2 separate regions of the Homo sapiens genome follow, and region 2 is linked to region 1. A link is a loop called in an ENCODE intact Hi-C map of the cell type or tissue named here. Cell type or tissue: heart left ventricle. All regions are shown on one strand. Links, peaks and the distances in the headings refer to the core of each region. The heading gives the core; the rest is flanking DNA.

Region 1 (7,587 bases), core at 948-5,947:
ACATTAATTATAACATAACAATTAATAGCATTAATTATAACAACAATTTAACATAGGTAAACAATAGTTTACATAATATTTCATATAAAGATAAATTCCTAATCAGTTAAAGACTTAAATTAAAAAGCCAAAACTTTGGGGAAATTTATAGAAATCTGGAAATATAAAACCTAACAAAACAAATGCAAATAGAAATGAGAAACTTTGATAGTTCTATAACTCTAAAGGAAATTAACCCAGTATTTAAACACAGACATACATACATCTTTAGGTTTTCATTTGCCTTGTTTATTTTTGACCACATTTTCTTTAATCTTTTTTTGTCTGTTTATTCCTGATGTGCTTTTTGTATACATCATACAGGAGTAGGATAAATATTACTAGTGCGTACTAGCATTTCTACTTGTCTTTTCCCTTTTAAACACAAGGAAAATATTATTTCCCAGTCTCTAGTGTCATGTGACTAGCTCTGACTAATGAGTTATAATGAAAAGCTTTGTGTATTACTTTCAGTCCAACACACTTCAGAGCCACTGTTCTAATTCTCTGTGTCCTAATCTAATGCTTTATGTTGAGGTGGAGGTGCTATAAGATAGAGGCAGCCTGGAATTCTTAGCCATTGCACAGAATAGAAGTCAGCCTAAACATTATATGGAACAAGAATTGAACTTTTGTTAGGTTGCTGAAATGTTGTTTTTTTGTTCTTCCTGTAGCATTACTATTACCTAGCCTATCCCGACTAATAGAAGATGATTCGCTTTTTACTCAATCTAAGAATGATTATCTTTTAATAATTTATTCTGTTTATATTTACTGACATTTCAGTTATGTTTGGTTTTAAGTCTCTAATTGTGGTTTATATTTTATATCTTCAGTACCTAGAAAAAAGCCTGGACATATCAGGTACCCAATAAATATTGTTGAAAAATTAATAAATTTTAAATGATATTCTTAAACATGTACTTCATGATTTTTTGACTTTGGACTTTCTAACCTGAAAGTAGAGAAGTTTCTTCTTTTCTGTCCTTTTCCCCACCAACCACTGAGTTTGGTGAAAAATACCATTGTGTTTTACATTGTTATAATTTATTCAGCTTACATTCTATTCTGTAGCCAAAATTCTTGCAGCTGCTTACATCTGTAGCTCTATTTTTAATGGATTCAATATTTTCTGTAAGCTCCTTTACCATGACTTCTCTATTTCTGAGGTCTTAATTTTGATTTATTTATTAGCTGAACTGATTTAATTGCCAAGAAGTTTTAGTTTTTTAAAAATAAGGACTTACATCTCTTTGCATCTTGTATCTTTGAAGATATGTGTGTAGTCTTCTTTTACTTTCTAAGAGAATTTTGTAGACATTGCTTCACTGTCTCCTGGCCTTCAGTGTTTTTGTATGACATCATTCCCCTATCTCTCCCTTTGTAGGTGCCTCCCCACTACCCTTTTTCTGGCTGGTTGTCCACAGTAGTCTTTATTTATGTTTGAAAATCAGTACCTTCATTAGCATATGTTGCATTTGTCAATTTCTCCTTTTCAATGTGAATATTCAAGTCTTCATTTATTTAATAAACTTTTCTTTTCCAATTTTGTTTTTGAATTCTTTCCTGAGGGTTTTCTGAGGGCTTGGATAAAGAAATGTTTATTAGATTCTTTTCTTTAGCAACCCCAGTTATAGAAATGCTGAATTACATACATTATCTTCTGTATCTATTATCATCTTTTTAATTACTTTTATATATTTGCTTTTCTCCAGTTTATATTTAATATTTCCTTAAGGCTGACTTTTAAGTTTCTCTAAGTTCACTAGGAATGTTGACATTTTTGGCATGGGTTCGTTTTGGCATGGGCTCACTCAGCAAAAGTGAGGTTAGGAATGATAAACATAAGCCCAGGGAATTATTGGCTGCAGGTATTCTCTAGCTGCAGAGAAGGCTGTTAGATATGTACATGCCTCTGTGAGCTCCCTTCGGGAACTATGTAAGTGTAAACCCATAAGAATAAGGAATTGAGAGAGAAGACAACAGAAAATGAGAGCTATCAGCTGTAGCAGCTGACCTAGAAGAGCAGATAAAGATAAGAAATATTGCCTATAATCCGAGCGCTTTGGGAGGCAAAGGCAGGAGGATAGCTTGAGGCCAGGAGTTCCAGACGAAACTGGACAACATAGTGAGACTTGTCTCTACAAAAAAAAAATTTTTTTTTAATTAGCCAAACATGGTGGCATGTGTCTGTAGTCCTAGCTACTTGGGAGGCTGAGGACAGAGGATCACTTGAACCCAGGAATTCAAAGCTGCAGTGAGCTATGATTGTGCCAGAAGGCTGCAGTGAACGATGATCCTGCCAGAAACTGGTAAGGCTCAGGAATGAAAGCACCAGGTACCTCTGAAAAACAGTGCCAGGTAGAAAGCTAAATGTAGAATGGGTTGAAAGTCTGTGTAAAGATTAGACCATCAGGTTACTCATCCACAGCCTCTGTAGTCAGATGACTGCTCCTCCTCTATCCCGGTAGGAAACAATATCTTCCCTTGAAGCAGTCAAGCTAAGGATGCCTGGGTTCAGGAGCACCAGACCCAGGTGAAGGCAAGGGGATGGGATTGCCAGTTTTCTTTGTTCAATTTTTTCTTTTAATGGATTGTAAATTATAATTCTACTTTTGTTAGTCTACTTATAACTCTTTCTATTACTTTGTTATTATTATTATTATTTTAATTTTTAGTCAGGATGTGGAGGTTGACCAGGCTAGTCTCTAACTCCTGGGCTTAAGCCATCCTCCTGCCTTGGCCTCCCAAAGTGTTGGGATTACAGGTGTGAACCATTGCACCCAGCCTGTTTATGACTCTTAGATTTTACAAAGATTCTTAAGGTTATCTTTTTGAAACAATATCAGGAATATATATATGTGCTCTAGTTGATATAAGAAATCTAATACATTCAAAAAACCTCTTTACTCCTCCTCTGCATTTCCCCAGCATCCTTTTCCTTCACAGCTACCGCCCATATTGATCATATCTGGGATTTGTGTTCCTGGTTTTGCTATTAAAAAAACAACAACAACAACAAAAAACAAAAACAAAAAAGACCTAGTAGATTGGTAGTTACCAGAAGCCGGGAAGGGTAGCAGGAGAGGGGATGAAGAGAAGTTGTTTGATGAGTACAAATATATGGTTTGATAGAAGAAATAAAACCTAGGTCAGGCGTGGTGGCTGTAATCCCAGCACTTTGGGAGGCCGAGGTGGGTGGATCACTTGAGGTCAGAAGTTCGAGACCAGCCTGGCCAACATGGTGAAACCCTGTCTCTGCTAGAAATACAAAAATTAGCTACTAGAACTACAAATCGCTTGAACCTGGGAGGCCAAGGTTGCAATGAGCCGAGATTGCGCCACTGCACTCCAGCCTGCGTGACAGAGTGAGACTCCATCTGAAAAAAAGAAAAAAGAAAAGAAGAAATAAAACCTAGTGTTAGATAGATCAGTAGGGTTACTATAGTTTACAGTAATCTATTGGATATTTCAACATAGCTAGAAGAGATGAGTTTGAATAGTTTCAGCATAAAGAAATGACAGATATTTTAGGTGATAAATATCCCAAGTACATTGATTTGATCTTTACAAATTATATGAATGTATTAAATTTTCACATGTACCCCAAAACTATGGACTTCTATTATGCATCAATTAAAAAAAACACGGGAAAAAGAGAAAATTGGGATTATTCCTTAAAATTATAAATTATGTTTTTTCCGTGAAAAAAAAAAACCCAAACCTATTTAGTTTTAAGCAATAAAATATATCCTAATCACTTAGCTCACTGTAGCATTTTGTAGCTCATTTGAATGATTATTTGTCTGTTATCACATTTGGGGGTCAATATTTTTGTCTATCAAAACTTTAGAGATATTACTCTATCATCTTCCTGCATTGTTTTCTTCCAGCATTGCTGATAGGAAGCCTGATATGAATCTCATTCTAATTCCATATATATATATACACACACATATACACACACATATATATACACACACATATATATACACACATATATACACATATATACACACATATATGTACATATGGAATATATAAACATGTATATGTATATGGAATATATATACATGTATATGTATATGGAATATATATACATGTATATGTATATGGAATATATATACATGTATATGGAATATATATACATGTATATGTAATATATACATGTATATGTATACGTAATATATATACATGTATATGTATATGGAATATATATACATGTATATGTATATGGAATATATATACATGTATATGTATACGTAATATATATACATGTGTATGTATATGGAATATACATATATACATGTATATGTATATGGAATATACATATATATATACATGTATATGTATATGGAATATACATATATATACATGTATATGGAATATACATATATATACATGTATATGTATATGGAATATACATATATATACATGTATATGTATATGGAATATACATATATATACATGTATATGTATATGGAATATACATATATGTATATATACACACATATATGTGTATATCTGGAAGATATATATGGAATATATACATACGGAATATATACATACGGAATATATACATACGGAATATATACATACGGAATATATACATACGGAATATATGCATACGGAATATACATACATACGGAATATACATACATACGGAATATACACATACGGAATATACATACATACGGAATATATACATACGGAATATACATACATACGGAGTATATACATATGGAATATACATACATACGGAGTATATACATATGGAATATACATACATACGGAATATATACATATGGAATATACATACATACGGAATATATACATATGGAATATACATACATACGGAATATATACATATGGAATATACATACATACGGAATATATACATATGGAATATACATACATACGGAATATATACATATGGAATATACATACATACGGAATATATACATATGGAATATACATACATATGGAATATATACATATGGAATATACATACATACGGAATATACACATGGAATATATACATACGGAATATACATACATATGGAATATATACATATGGAATATACATACATATGGAATACACATATGGAATATACATACATATGGAATATATATGGAATATATACATATGGAATATATATATATTTTCCCTCCCTCTTTCTGTTTTTTTGTTGTTATTTTTTTATTTTTTGAGACGGGGTTTGGCCATGTTGGCCAGGCTGGTCCTGACCTCAAATGATCCATCCACCTCAGTTCCCAAAGTGCTGAAATTACAGGAATGAGCCACCGCATCCAGCCTCTCCCTCCCTCTTTCTGAAAGTTCCTATTAATGGATTTTACTCGGCAGGGTGCAGTGGCTCATGCCTGTAATCCCAGCACTTTGGGAGGCCAAGGCAGGCTGATCACCTAAGATTAGGAGTTTGAGACCAGCCTGGCCAACATGGTGAAACCCCATCTTTACTAAAAATACAAAATTTAGCTGGGCATGGTGGCGGGTGCCTTTAATCCCAGCGACTCGGGAGGCTGAGGCAGGAGAATCGCTTGAACCCAGGAGGCGGAGGTTGCAGTGACCATTGCACTCCAGCCTGGGCAATAAGAGCGAAACTCCATCTCAAAAAATAAAATAAAATAAAAATAAAAATAAAAATAATTAAAAAAAGAACTATGAGGGGAAAGGAATCCTATTGTTAAGTAGTTAACCAACTGGCTGGAGGTGCAGTGCTTTTAGTCATCAATGGAGATTGTACTGCATGTGTTATCTTTAGATTTGAAGGTGATCCCAGTACAAGAACTGAAGATGTTAAACTAATTTTGCTGAGGTAATAACTGATCTGAGGCAAGAAGAGTAAGTCTAGTTTACTGGATCAAGGGATAGGTTATTCTATTAGGGTTCTCCAGAGGGAGAGAAACAATAGGATATATGTATATGTAAAAGGGGGTTTGGGCCAGTTGCGGTGGATCATCCCTGTAATCCCAGCACTTTGGGAGGCTGAGGCAGGTGGATCGCTTGAGGTCAGGAGTTCGAGATCAGCCTGGTCAACATGGTGAAACCCCATCTCTACTAAAAATAGAAAAATTAGCCAGGTGCGGTGGTGCCGGCCTGTAGTCTCAGCTACTTGGGAGGCTGATGTAGAAGAATTGCTTGAACCCAGGAGGCAGAGGTTGCAGTGAGCCACTGCACTCCAGCCTGGGTGACAGATTGAGACTCTGTCTCAAAAAAATTAAAATTAACAAAAAAAAAAAAAGTAAATAAAAAGGAGGTTTATTAGGGAGAATTGGCTCATGGAATTACAAGGTGAAGTACCATGATAGGCCGTCTGCAAGCTGGGGAGAGAGAAAAGCTGGTAGTGGCTCAGTCCACGTCTGAAAGCCTCAAAACCAGGAAAGTCAACAGTGCAGTCTGCAGTCTGGCCGAAGGCCCGAGGAACATCCTCCCACACTGCCCTAGGAGCCACTGGGGCAAGTCCCAGAGTCCAAGAGCTGAAGAACCTGGGGTCTGTTTGATTTAGTCAAATTGTATTTGGAAAATCTTATACCCAAGTCATTCTCTATCCTCATCCACAACTTCCACATGCAAGCCATGCATACGTCTACAGGTGTCACAAGGATACATTTTGTTATTTTCTTTCTCATTTCAGAGGAATATATTGGTTAACAGTATTTCCTTTTTCATTTAATGTATTTTGTATTCACATATGTAAGTTACCATTCTTATGCTGGTAATTTTGGCTAAGAGAGCATACTTTCAAGGACTGATATATACATTCTTTTAATGATATTAGGAATCTGTGAATAAAACAAATGCATCTATCTAGTCATGTTTAGAGGACTTGCCTGCACCATTTATCCCAGCAATTAATTATGAGTAGTTGAGTAGTCCATGGGATCATTTTTTAAATCTGATTTCCTCTGAATTCTATCTGAAAGAAACTCTCCAAAATTTGTAAGATATGAATGGTACCACCTCCCGTCTCCAGCATTTTTGTAAGCTTGTCCCTTTTTGTTCAATTTCTTTGGTGTATTCTGCAGTTCCTATGTCACCATTTTAATGAAAATCCTACCTTTTAACATGCACTGAACTCAGTTATTGAAAGGCAGGTCATGTGTACTTTCTAGAATTATGAAAATTGCTTGGTGCTTTTTCCGTGGTTAGCAATCACTTAATTAGCATTAATAGTTTAATACTAATTGTGTTTTCATGTGGGTAGATGCAGCATTTTAACGAAATCTCCAGATTGTAAGAGAAATGTGTCTAAAAGTCCAGGGGAAATATCTTTAACAATATTTTAAAGGAGAAAGGAAGAGGATCTTTTGTTTGTTGGCTTTCCAGAATTTTAGTTGCGTGACCTTATTAAACTAACCACAAGATGGCATCGGTTTTCTATTTTAAAATAAATATGGTACATTAGACTGAGAATCCCTTTCGTCTTTCATCTTTGCATGTTCCAAGTCCTAGTTATAGCTGTCTCTTGAGTTTATCATTCATGAGCTATAAACCTAGTAGCAGCTGGATCACATTTAAAGTTGGTA
Region 2 (7,587 bases), core at 1,748-6,747, 210 kb after region 1:
AAAGTAAGCTGCAGAAAAGAAAATGTCCTTAAGAAAATTATAAGGAAGAGAAGATATTCACTAAGTGGAAGTAGACCATCATAAAGGTCTTCATCCTCATCGTCTTCATGTTAAGTAGGCTGAGTAGGAGGAGGAAGAGGAGGAGCTGGTCTTGCTTGCTCACAGTGCGGCAGAGGCTGAAGAAAATCCAACTGGAATTGGACCTTCACGGTTCAAGCCTGTGTTGTTCAAGGGTCAACTGCAGAGTGTTTTCAGTATTCTTTGCCACTTGTATCATACACTGCAGAGTTTATAAAGTAATGAAAGATTGCTAGTTTGAACATCGGCATGTCTAGCTCCTTACATTTCAAATATCCTTACATTTCATAGGTAGCTGCTGCACTCCAGAGCCAGGTAGATCAAGCAGATTTTTCACAAATGTCTCAAACTCATCAAGTTCAAAAAGGAAATCACCCTTACCCTACTGGTTTGCAATCAGTGTTAATTACTTCAGTTCTCCTCTCATTCTTCCAATCACCCAAGTCAGAAAGGCCTCAGTATTGCCCTCTTTCTCTCCTTGACACCCATACCCAGTCAGCCACCAAGTGCTGTTATTTTTCCTAAGCCATTCATCCTCTTCTCTCCATCCCCTTTGCCATCCCCTAGTCTGGGATGTCTTCATCTCTAGCCTTAACTATTGCCATAGCTTTCCAGTATTTGGACTGGCTTCCCTCTAGATCTTTTTACTTACTGTAGCCAGGGTAATTTCTTGCTAAAAGACAAATGGGATGCTGTGACACGTGTTCGCTGGGTGCCCCTTCCCTCAACCTAGAGTGTGGTTGAGTTAGCAAGCAAGGCCCTCCGTAATCTGGTGCCACAGCTCCCAGATCTCTCAAAACACTCCCAACCTTTTTCTCAACTCTCCACCCACTCCCTGCCATGCAGGCTGTGAAGGCACCTGGCTTTCTTCCACTTCCAGACCTCTGGTCGTGCTCTTCCCTCTACCTTACAGGCCCTTCCCTGCACCTCCTTTGTCTGACATTAGCCCTACTCACTCCTGTCACCTCCTGAGCTCAGGTCCCCTCTTAGATGTACCCACACAGGAAGCCTCCACGGACCACTGCCACCCCTAGGTGGGACGAGGTGCCCCTCCTCCCTGCATATCCTGCATGCTCTGCCCGCCCTGTCTGGCCCTTCCTCTGTCCTGGGAGTGCCTCTTTATTTGCCTGTTGTCCTAGTGGGGCCATGAGCTCCTTGGGGCAGGAGCTTTGTCCTGTTCATTTGTGTCCTTAGAGCCTTGCAGAGTCCCTGGTTGTGGTGGCCTTGCAGGAAAGAAATAGAGAGGGTCTCAAACTCCATGAATGTCTGCTGGGTCCTAGTGTGAGGACAGATTATGAGACAGAGAGGGGACACCCTCTTAGAGGACTTTCAGCCATTGTAAGGGAGGCTCAACCCACAGGTCCAGATGAAGACACCCCCTAGGAGGGCTGGGGGATGAGGCCTCTTCAGCAGGAGTAAGGATCTTCTTTCAACACATCATCTTTTAGGAGGAGAAGTCAGGGTGAAGTGTGGGGCTCCTGGAGCCCTGCCAGGCAGTGGTCAGTGCTGGGCTTTCGGAAGTTTCTCAGGCAGCAGCATCAGGAATGAGGTCAAGCAAAGAGAGGCTCGGGGGGAGGTTATGTCAGGGGAGGCTGGGTGGGGAGGCTCAGGGGGAGGCTGAATGTGGGGGGAGCTGCCCCTTGAGAGGCAGAGGCAGGGGGGCCACGATGATGCAGCCACAGGCCCAGGAGGAGGATCAGTGAGAGCAGCTGGCACTGGAAGGGCAGCTTCCCCTGAAGCAGAGAGGAGATGTGCTGCCAGGGAACCCCCAACTTCCTACCTCATTCCTCTAGTTAATGGGTTGCACCTGCTTAGGAATGGCAGGCACCTTCTGAGGGGTATCGGAGAGGCATTCAGCTGTTACTAACACCAGGGGTTCAGTCTAGGTCCCATTGCTTGCTGCACAGAAAACCAATCGTGGAGACAATGAGTACTGCCACGGATGAAGGCTTTTTCCGGTGACAACAGCCAGAGAGATGGGAGCCAAACCTCAAATCCCTCCCTCCCTGCAGATGGAAGTTAAGGGTTTATATAGCTGGGAAGGACAACAAGAAGGGTGAGGAAGAGGAGGTGTTCATCAGGCAGCAGGTGGTCAAGTGAGGGGTCTCATCATAACCACATGCGGGAAAACAGGCATTAGGGATGGTATCTGTTCTCACGCTGCTGATAAAGACATACCTGAGACTGGGTAATTTATACAGAAAAAGAGGTTTAATGGACTCAGTTCCACATGGCTGGGGAGGCCTCACAATCACGCTGGAAGGCAAGGAGGAGCAAGTCATGTCTCACATGGATAGTGGCAGGCAAAGAGAGAGAGCTTGTGCAGGGAAACTCGTGCTTATAAAACCATCAGATCTCATGAGACTTATTCACTCTCATGAGAACAGCATGGGAAAGACCTGCCCCCATGATTCAATTACCTCCTACTGGATCCCTCCCATAACTAATGGGAATTTAAGATGAGATTTGGGTGGGGACACAGCCAAACCATGTCAGACGGGTAAGGAAGAGGAATGGCCAATAAGCAGCAGCAGGTGCATCTCATTGTACAAACATAAGTTTCTAAAGCTTCCGTTCTATAGGCATTCAGCTTGTTGGAAAATTGGGCTGTTTCACTTTCAGCCCAAATACTAGGCCAGTAGACAAAACTGATTGTTCACAGAAGAGTGGAGAGGAAGTGAGTCCAGCAAGCCAGCACAGTGGAGGTGGCTTCCTTCTGCTTCCCCTCCTCTGCTCTCTCCCTTCTCTGTGTCCCAGGCTCCCTGGCCCATTGGAGGCTGAGGGTGGGAGGGAGGGAGAAGCCAGGACATTCTCTCTGCATCGGAAGGCCCCTTGGGCAGTGGCCTTGTCTCCTTCATGGCTCCAGCTCCCTGAGTGTTGCCTCTCCCTCTGTGGTCTCAGCTCCCCCAGGCCGGCCCATGGAGGTCCCAGCTTCTTTCCAATGGCCTGGCTCCTGGGCTCCTCTCGCCTCTCTAATCCTTAGCATCCCTGTTTGACCTCTCATCTCCTCCATCACTTCTGTGACCAATTCTCTGTACGTAGCTTCCCATTTTCAACTATCTAGTGTGTTTTGTTTTCCTGATTGTACTGTGACTCATACGGGGCCTAGGAATAAACTCCCCAATGTAAGAAGGAAAATATAATATTCAAAAGGCAATGAGAACACACTTTTGTAAAAGATTTGTTGCATAAAAAAGAAGTCAATTTTAGACAGCATCTGCTATGGACTCTTACTAACATTTAAGAAAACATGTGCTCTATGAAATAGGATTGAAATAAGTCACCAAACTGAGATTTAAAAAAATATATTAAATGGGACAAGGAAGGAATACTACAAAATACAAGATGAAATAAAAGATTTCAATTAAGATCTCAGAAAACCACGTTAGTAATATAGGGCCTGGTACAGTGGCTCACGCCTGTAATCCCAGCACTTTGGGAGGCCGAAGCAGTCAGATCACGAGGTCAGGAGATGAAGACCATCCTGGCTAACACGGTGAAACCCCGTCTCTACTAAAAATATAAAAAATTAGCCGGCCATGGTGGCAGGCGCCTGAAGTCCCAGCTACTTGGGAGGCTGAGGCAGGCGAATCGTGTGAACCCGGAAGTCGGAGGTTACAGTGAGCCAAGATCGTGCCACTGCACTCTAGCCTGGGCGACAGAGCAAGACTCCGTCTCAAAAAAAAAAAAAAAAAAAAAATTAGCTGGGCATGGTGGTGTGCGACTGACTGTAATCCCAGCTACTCAGGAACCTGAGGTAGGAGAATCGCTTCACCCTGGGAGACAGAGGTTGCAGTGAGCTGAGATTGCACCACTGCACTCCAGCCTGGGAGACACAGTGAGACTTCATCTCAAAAAAAAAAAAAAAAAAAAAAAAAAAAGAGAGAAAGAAAAAGAAAGAAAACTACGCTAGTAATATGGAAGACAGCTTAAGAAGATTTTCCAGAATGAAGAGAAAAGGGAAAAAAATAGTCTGAGAGAAGATCATCTTAGAGGTCATCTTTGTAAACTTAGAAAACAGTTCTATATTTTGATAAATGAAATGTGGAAGATTTTATTATGAAGCCGAGGGAACTTTGTTTAAGGAAAAATCAGTTGAATTTTAAGCAAAAAAGTATAAATATGTGTCATAGTTTGTATCAGAAATTCTGAAAACCAGTTGTGACTCAGATTCACCTGAGAAACTGTTCAACAAACAAACAAACAAACAAACATTTCCTCAGTCTTATCCTCAGAGATTTTATTGAGTAGGTCTGGGACAGGAAATGAGAATTTATGTTTTAAACAATTATCTCAGTTCATTTTGACAAAGGTGATCGGGACCAGGGTTTTAGAACTTCTGGTTTTTAACAGCAAAGTTAAAGTACTACGCCACCTGGTGGCAGCATACCCAACTTGCAGAGTGTGTGTGTGTGTGTGTGTGTGTGTGTGTGTGTGTGTGTGTGTGTGTGTGTGTGTGTGAGAGAGAGAGAGAGAGAGAGAAGAGAGAGAGACGGGTGGGTTTACTGGCTACAACAGTAGATGATTTCTTTTAACTGAGTTAATTCTCTTGAGCGAAAATTAATAACTGACTGCAAATGTTTTGGAAAGGAAGATGGAGACCATTAAGTGAATTGAGCAGGAAAAGGCCAAAGAAATACCAACTTCCAACACGAAATAAGACCAAGACACTAAAGTTAGCATTAGAAGGAGATTCTCCTTTTTCATTCTCGAGTTACCTCACTTAGAATAATAGTCTCCAATCTCATCCAGGTCACTGCACAAATCATCACGGAAGAACTTAATCATGTCACCAAACACCACCTGTTCCTCAATAACCTATGGAAATAAAAAGTTAAAAATGAGGGGAGGGAGATTCTTCTTTTTGAGAGAAACTCCAAGTCTGTTCTTACCACAGTCTCTCCTCTGTGGGGTCATACTGGTGGCCTCAAGGACACATTCATCCTAAGACATTCAGACCTAAACCCCGGCAAAGAAATTTTGTCGACTCGGTGAAGAAAATTATTTAATCATGGATGGACATAACCAGAGGGGAATAAATTCTGAAAATATTGAAAATATAGGTGGTCTGCCTTGCAAGGTAGAGCTTGCAGTACAAAGGTCACAGCTCCAGGTGGGACTCAGGTAGCAAATCTAGCCTTGTTTTGCAACTTCGTTTTCTAGGTGTCGGTTTGAAAATGCCATATTTCACATCCGCTGTTCAAGGGTGATCCCCCAGGCATTAGACTCTGTGATGTCTGACCAAGAAAAGCAGAGACCTCCTTCATGCCTACCTGGGTCCCCACTCTGGGTTCCAATCTCCTTTTTGAGCTTTGAACTTCTCTCCTAAAGAAGTTGGTCCAGGAATCAATCACGGTCTTTCCAGAGAGACTGCCTACCGTTGGGAGATGCAATCTGACCCTTGTAGCTTCAACAGTGAAACCGTATTGAAACATGACACAATGCTGTTTTCATTCTGCAGGTTACCCAAATACAGTAGAGAGGAGTTGCCATAAGAGGGTTTTTACACCTGGGCTCCTGGTTTTGCTTTTTTGAGCTTTTTGTTTGTTTTTAGTACAAGAGCTGTGACTTCAACTTGGAGACAAACGATCAAGAAGCTACATAAAGAGGAAAAGGGAGAGAGAGAAAGGGAAGATACAGGGTGGGGATAAAAGATTTAAAAGGTAGTAAGAAAGTAAAACAGGCGTGGGGGCCGGGGTGGAGATGAAATGTGCCTGTGTAGCTTATTTCTGGGAATAACAATGGCAGAAAGGAAAGTGAAATGTAATTCCAGAGACTTTAGTGCTGGACACTTTCATCTAACAGCGCAGTGCAGGAAACAGCCAGCCAGCATCTTTCTGGTTTTAATGTGATCAGGAGCCTTCCCTCTGGGATGAGATGCTAAATCCACTGGCTCTTTTCTGAAAGGCCTTAATGAGCCAGCTTAAAGCTGAGGTTGTTTCTCCATTGGTCAATGGCAAAAGTATGGAAAATTCCAGACAGTGGATAAACAAAAACCTCCCAATGTATTTGGCTTTGGATTGCATGATATACGATGGCCGGGTTTTCGGTAGCAAATTTCCTTCCTAATGATGTTTTTCTTAGGCTAATAAGCAGTACCCCTCTATGCTCCTGCCTGGCCCTGGCTGCTCAGCCCACTCTGCCTCCTAACCTCGGCTACTTTGTTTCTCTCCACCTTCACCTGCTCGTGCGAAAGTTCCTCTGATAATTCTTTTTTTTGTGTTTGTTTGAGAAGGAGTTTCGCTCTGTCGCCCAGGCTGGAGTGCAGCGGTGCGATTTCAGCTCACTGCAACCTCTGCCTCCCAGGTTCAGGTGATTCTCCTGCCTCAGCCTCCCAAGTAGCTGGGATTATAGGCATTCACCACCATGCTCCGTTAATTTTTTGTATTTTTAGTAGAGATGGGGTTTTACCATGCTGGCTAGGCTGGTCTCAAACTCCTGACATCAGGTGATCCAGCCACTTTGGCCTCCCGTAGTGTTGGGATTACAGGTGTGAGCCACCACACCCGGCCTCCTCTGATAATTCTTAGCGAATTTGAGCAGATGCATGCAATTACATTCCACTTCTCCAGAGTTCCTGGAGCTCAGCACTGGAGCCTGGAATGATTCGTCATGACTAGGTAATATCACTCATATTTAGTAACTATATTGGCATGCGAGTTTCCTCTTGCTATACTAGTGTAACAGACGCTGTTGCTGAAAATCAATTTCCTGAAAGCAAATTCACTAAAAATCAATTTGCTTAATGACCAAATTCCAGAATTAATGTGGAATTCCCCCAAAGTTTTTGATGTTGTCTTGGATTCTGCCCACCTCCATCCTGGACTGCCATTTAGTATACAGATGAGTGACTTTGCTTTAACTCCACAACACAGCCTAATGTCTTTTCTACTCTGGCTGTTGCCCCTGCCCCGGTGTTTGCTTTCACCCGGGCGTTTGCTTTGCCCCACCTCTGCAGCATTTAGGGAAAGGACTAAACTTTCCTTTATTTATTTTTTATTTTTTGAGACAGAGTCTCATTCTGTCACCCAGACTGGAGTGCAATGGCATGATCTTGGCTCACTGCAACCTCCGCCTCCCAGATTCAAGCGATTCTCCTGCCTCAGCCTCCTGAGTAGCTGGGAATGCAGGCACCTGCCACAACCGCCAGCAAATTTTTGTATTTTTGGTAGAGATGGGGTTTCACCACGTTGGCCAGCCTGGTCTCGAACTCCTGATCTTAAGTGATCCACCCGCCTCGGCCTCCCAAAGTGTTGGGATTACAGGCATGGGCATGCCAGACCTGATCTTTCCTTTAAACACTACTTAAGGTTTCTCCACTTTTGTGGATTGGTGCCATGAGCTACTCCTGCCCGTCCCTGCCTTCACCAGGGTCCTTTACCTGCCTCCTACTTCTGGTGGTGAAGCTAAAGCAAACTGTTCTACCTGGTTTGAGGGCTTTAGGGCTGGGCCGGGGTCAAAGTGGTCACCAGCCCAATTGGTGGTTTGGCATGCTGGTTCCAGAGATTT

The links. A loop is a pair of places that touch in the nucleus more often than their neighbours do. Peaks named below come from ENCODE experiments on the same cell type or tissue, not always from the same donor. Only the 100,000 strongest peaks of a DNase experiment are listed, where the experiment ranks them.
Region 2: it touches region 1 in a loop (5-fold over the local background); 71 of 110 quality-filtered maps call a loop at or near these places.

Annotation. Positions count from the first base shown.
Region 1 is chr10:27,438,816-27,446,402 of GRCh38, forward strand. No RefSeq gene overlaps it. Among named protein-coding and RNA genes, the nearest start is that of PTCHD3, 28 kb to the left of the region's middle. In heart left ventricle, for the core only: no CTCF peak of the experiment used is centred there; no DNase peak of the experiment used is centred there.
Region 2 is chr10:27,652,342-27,659,928 of GRCh38, forward strand. No RefSeq gene overlaps it. Among named protein-coding and RNA genes, the nearest start is that of MKX-AS1, 88 kb to the right of the region's middle. In heart left ventricle, for the core only: a CTCF peak has its summit at 4,440; a DNase peak (open chromatin) is centred at 4,460.